Linked DNA regions of Homo sapiens: region 2 is linked to region 1. A link is a loop called in an ENCODE intact Hi-C map of the cell type or tissue named here. Cell type or tissue: OCI-LY7. All regions are shown on one strand.

Evidence for each region. Peaks named below come from ENCODE experiments on the same cell type or tissue, not always from the same donor. Only the 100,000 strongest peaks of a DNase experiment are listed, where the experiment ranks them.
Region 2: it touches region 1 in a loop (2.7-fold over the local background); 9 of 110 quality-filtered maps call a loop at or near these places.

Annotation. Positions count from the first base shown.
Region 1 is chr6:139,029,322-139,031,821 of GRCh38, reverse strand. All of the region lies in intron 1 of ABRACL (ABRA C-terminal like), which reads right to left. Among named protein-coding and RNA genes, the nearest start is that of ABRACL, 1.8 kb to the right of the region's middle. RefSeq lists silencers at 1,884-2,074, 2,124-2,493 and enhancers at 1,294-2,113, 1,936-2,230. In OCI-LY7, no CTCF peak of the experiment used is centred here; DNase peaks (open chromatin) are centred at 1,081 and 2,371; H3K4me3 peaks cover 2,390 bases; H3K27ac peaks cover 2,066 bases.
Region 2 is chr6:139,161,114-139,163,613 of GRCh38, reverse strand. All of the region lies in intron 1 of HECA (hdc homolog, cell cycle regulator), which reads right to left. It also overlaps a transcript of TXLNB not described here. Among named protein-coding and RNA genes, the nearest start is that of HECA, 27 kb to the right of the region's middle. RefSeq lists an enhancer at 1-48. In OCI-LY7, no CTCF peak of the experiment used is centred here; a DNase peak (open chromatin) is centred at 1,553; H3K4me3 peaks cover 779 bases; H3K27ac peaks cover 1,572 bases.

The DNA of each region.
Region 1 (2,500 bases):
TAGAGTCTTACCCTGGGCCCAGAAGCAGTTCAGGGCCAGAATGATTGGTTTGAGGCATGACGTAGCTGAGCCCATCCAGAACAATGAGGTTCAGCCCTGTGATTTTGCTAGAACTATTAGTAAAATGACACTCTCCTTTCACTGGGTTCTATGATATTAGTTTATAGTCCCTGATGTCAATGGCCACCATGTGAGAACAGCTTGCCAGGAGTAAAGCTAACACAAAGAAATGTCCAGCCATATAACAATGACTGAGCCTATATATGACCCTGGACTTTCCAACTACATGAACCGGTATCTTTCCTTTTTGCTTGTGTTGGTTTGATTGAGTTTCTATTACTTGCACTCTAAAGAATCTTGACCCATAAAGTTAGCTTAGAGAAGAACTGCTGCTTTAAAAACAAAACAAAAAAAACTAAAGCTCTTTTTTATGTACTTATATGAATAGTCTTTGTGTTCCTCTACTGGGTAGGATGGGTAAGTGTAATAGAAAGGCAGATTTGAGAGCCATATAAAAAAGTTATCTAGCAATTAAAATTGCCCAACAATGAATAAAGTTTGCACCCTGTTCCTAGAAATATTAATGCAGACATAGTAAGGATCTGTGAGGGATGATGAGGAAATTAGCCTGTACTGGACAGAGGGAGAATGAAAATGTCCAAAGAAATTAAGGAACTTTCCAATTCTCTGATTCTCTGATTCCCGACCCCGGAAAGATGTTATCTCTTTAACACCCTTCTTCGCTCCTTCCTCCCACCTCCAGCAACATACTTCAGACTTAGCTCTCATTGAATAATGAGCATCAAAGGGGAAATTCATCTATTATATATAGTACGCATACCTGCATTATAGTAAGCAGATGTACGTTCATCCAATTTTAAGCATGAAAGGCAACCAGCGTTTCTTTATAATTAATTACACATCAGGCTCCTTATCTACGTTAATTCATGTAGTTCTAAGAACCTTGCAAGGCATTTATTTACCTCTATTTTAAGGATAACGAAACAGGGGTTAATGCCCCACAATTAAATGCTGTCTCTACCACATCGTGGTGGCTGTTTCCCCGCTTCCTCTTCCTCTTTTGCCATTATGCAAATACACTAAATATAATAGTGAGTGGTATTTGTATGAAACGTGACATGCTGAGCTCTTACCAAGGCAGAACACTTACAAAGCAAGAAAGGCTCCCTGCCCAGACCACCATAAATAGGAAAATAACAGGTTTAAAAACAATTGCTAGCATACATAATTTGACGTTTTATTTATTTATTATTTAGGAAGGAGAGGGACAAAGGGGGAAAAATACCTATTGTGACACAATCCTTTAAAGACCCATGGCCTTTTATAATAAGGACAGAATCCCAGGACTGCAGAGAGCAAGATGAAGAACAATGAAGGGGGCGGAGGGTGAAGAGAGGTTGATGGGTATAAACACAGAAGAAATAAGACCTGGTGTTGCATTGATCAGTGGGGTGACTATAGTTCACATTAATGGATTGTACACTTCCAAATGGCTAAAAGCAAGTTAAGTTGAATGTTCCTAGCATAAAGAAGAGATAAATATTTAGGGTGATGGATATACCAATTACCCTGATTTGGTTATACGAATGTAACACATTCTCACGAGTACCGTGAAACTATGTCTAAGAAAAAAAAAAAGAAAAGAACAATGAGGAGAGGTGAGAAGCAGAGCAAGTCTAAAGGGAAGAGCTTAATGGTGAGCGGCTGGACCAGAAGACAGGAAAAGGCTCCAGGGAAGGCGAGGTAGATGACGGCCAGGCACTCTAATTGTCGCAGAATCGATTTCGGCTTTGTGCGTGGGAAACACAAAGGAAGCGGAAAGTCGGAGGACTGGGCAGAACCCGAAACTCACCACCAATACACACTTTAGAATGTATTTAAGGACCCTCAGGGCATTGTTATTTTTCAAAAGTTTGGAGGCAATGCATGGAGATTTTCTAATATCCAAGGAAATAAAGCCTACTGGAATAGGTATGTCCGGAATCAGGAACCAACTTTACACACTCGGGCTGGGCACGTTTTCCCAGCCCTTCTTCGCAATCGCGGACAAGCAGCTGGTGCGGGTCAAAGGGTGACTGGGCTCCTTACTCCCTCCGGTCTGGGGCGCGCTCACTCCATATTTGGCCATTCTGCTACCAGCTTGGGGTTCTGCCTGGTAGAGGTCCCCTAACCCCGTGCCCTGCAGCCCATCATCACACGGTCACCGCCGGCACCAGTGCAGGGCTGGGGAGCGCGGGGCTGGGCCCCCCGTGGCGGGGCGGCACCGCTGGCGCCCGGGAAGGGCCGCGTCCCGGAAGTCTTTGTCTCCGCAGCTCCCGGCCCGGCGCCGCGGGTCTGCCTCCCCCGTGGCCCGGGCGCCCCGAAGCGCCGCGAGAGCGAGCACCCAACCCGGGCGACGAAAACGGACCCTGCCCCGGGCTCCACGAGCCCCTGGTGTCCCCTCACGACTCTGCACCCCCTGATCTGGAGCGCACAGAGC
Region 2 (2,500 bases), 130 kb before region 1:
CGAAGGCCGTGGCGGGTGGATCACCTGAGGTCAGGAGTTCGATACTAGCCTGGCCAACATGATGAAACCCCATCTCTACTAAAAATACAAAAATTAGCTGGGTGTAGTGGCGCACACCTGTAATCCCAGCTACTCGGGAGGCTGAGGTGGGAGTATCACTTGAATTGGAAGACGAAGGTTGTAGTGAGTAGAGATTGTGCCACTGCACACCAGCCTGAGTGGCACAGTGAGACTCCCTTTAAAAAAAAAAAAAAAAAAAAAGAATGGAGAACTGCAAAATGTCCCAGAGCACCAGGTAACATCGGTGCTTCTCCACCTCTGCACTACAGACATTTGGGCTGGATCTCTGTTGTGGGAGCCATCCTGTAAGATGTCTAGCAGCTAGCAGCAACCTCACTGTCCATCCCGTAGAGGCCAGCCCCACTCAATGTCTCCAGGCACTGCCAGGTATCCCCTAGGGGGTAAAATCACCCCGAGTTAAGAATTCACTGGATGCAATAAACCTGAAAAGTCCCAGCCAAAATGAGCAGTGAGCCAGGCACTGTCTCCTCACGGAGAACAGCTCCAGCGGGAATGATGGAGGGCAGGTCAGAGGTAGACAGTGAGGTGAAAAGGCAGAAACAGGGAGACTCCAGGAAACTCTTTCCAGAGGGTAACTGTAGGGCAGGGAAAGAGCATGGGCAGGGTACAGAAGACAGCAGAGGCTGAGCCTTAACACCATGTTCATGAGCTCAGGGAATACAGGCCAAAACCTCACGACAGCTTAAAGACATATGAGAGGGAACAAACCATGTGACTCCTCTACTCAACAACCTTCCCAACCTTATCCCTGCACACTGAACCACAGACACAACATTCCACCAAATCAATCAGCAGAGGGTGGTGGCAATGTGGACCCATAAAGCCTATACAAATATTAGTTCTGTCATATGTTACAATTATCCCCTTCAGGTGTGGGATTCCAGGGCCTTGGCAAAATGGCCCTAAACCAATTTGTCTACCTCTATGTATTAATATTTGATCACCGTGGTTTCCCCTTAATCTTCATTTGTCCAAATCCCATTCAGCCACTGACAGCAATTCACAGTTCAGACTCTGCAACCAGACTGCCTGAGTTGGAATCCAGGCAGGACCATTTATGAGCTGCATGCTCTTGGACAACTTACTTAACTTCTCTTTGTGTCAGTTTCCTCTGTATAAAATGCAGAAAACAACAGAATGTACCTTAAATGGTTCAGAAGAATGAAATGAAAAAAACTATACACATGAAATGCTGAGAAAGCACCTGGCATCTAGTAAACTTCCTCCCCACTCCTACTGCTTCAAGGCCCACCTCTCTACATACCAATTTTACCAGGATTGCCCCCCTATCCTGACTCCAACCCTTCTCCTCCCCTCCCTGATGGTCTGGCCCCAATCTTACTTGAGTCCCTCATCATGGGGACTCTTCATAATCCCCACCAGCTGACGACTCAGGAGAGGAAGCCTCTTACTCATCTTAGTGTTTCCGGCACCACTGGGCCCAGGCTTTGTAAAACTCCAGTGCTGAAAAAAGTCGCATTAAAGATACTGGCTCACCAAACCCACACATGACAAGAGGAGCAGAAGTGAAAAAGAGAGCTGTAATCCTAGACAGTCAGACCTGGATGTACTGAAGCACAACAAAAAGAAGTAGAAGAGTGGTTTGAAACTGAGTAAATTCACCAGTCACCTGGGCTGTGACCTTTAGAGGCCTTTAAAATGTTAATTGGTCAATTATTAAGTGTAGTTGTTTTTATCTTGATCCTTCAGATGAAGAGCCTTGAAGTAAACGTCCCTGAAATGTAACCACAATAACCAAATTTTACTAACCCAAGACCAATAAAATCAAATTAGGTCAAAGGAAGATCTAACTAACATTTGCATTCACAATATTCCAACTGTAAATGTTGAGACTGACTTGATATTTCTTTGAAAAGTATTTTCACACTAAAGAAAGGTGGATTAAGAGAGGAAAAATTCTGTGTCTTTTCAAAAAGCAGCAAATATTTCATTTAACCAATACTGAGCACTTCCTACATGCCAGGTCTTGAGCTAAGAGCTCTAATGGTCTAACAGAAGTGCACACATGGAACACAGACAAGGTACCACAGCTGTGCCCCATCCCTGTCCCTTTAACAGTGTTTGTCATGTTCACAGCCATGCTCCACTGTTTCCTAACCAGAAAACCTCTTCCTTGTATGAAGAGCCCCCACTCCAACTTGCCAGCCCTGCTTGTTTATAGTCAGCCACTTTGATGTGGCCTTGTGGGTAGGCTTCAAAAACAAATACAAAGCCAAGAGCATGTTAAATACACCCAGTAATACACACAACAGACACTTCACCCTATGACACACCAGCAGGGTGAGGCTCCCAGGGAGACAGGCAAAATGGGGTAACAGGGTGGACCTCGGGAATAGTCAGAGGATGTCTGACAATGCTTTTGCTGAAGTGTGTTGGCCTCTAAACTCGGACATTATTT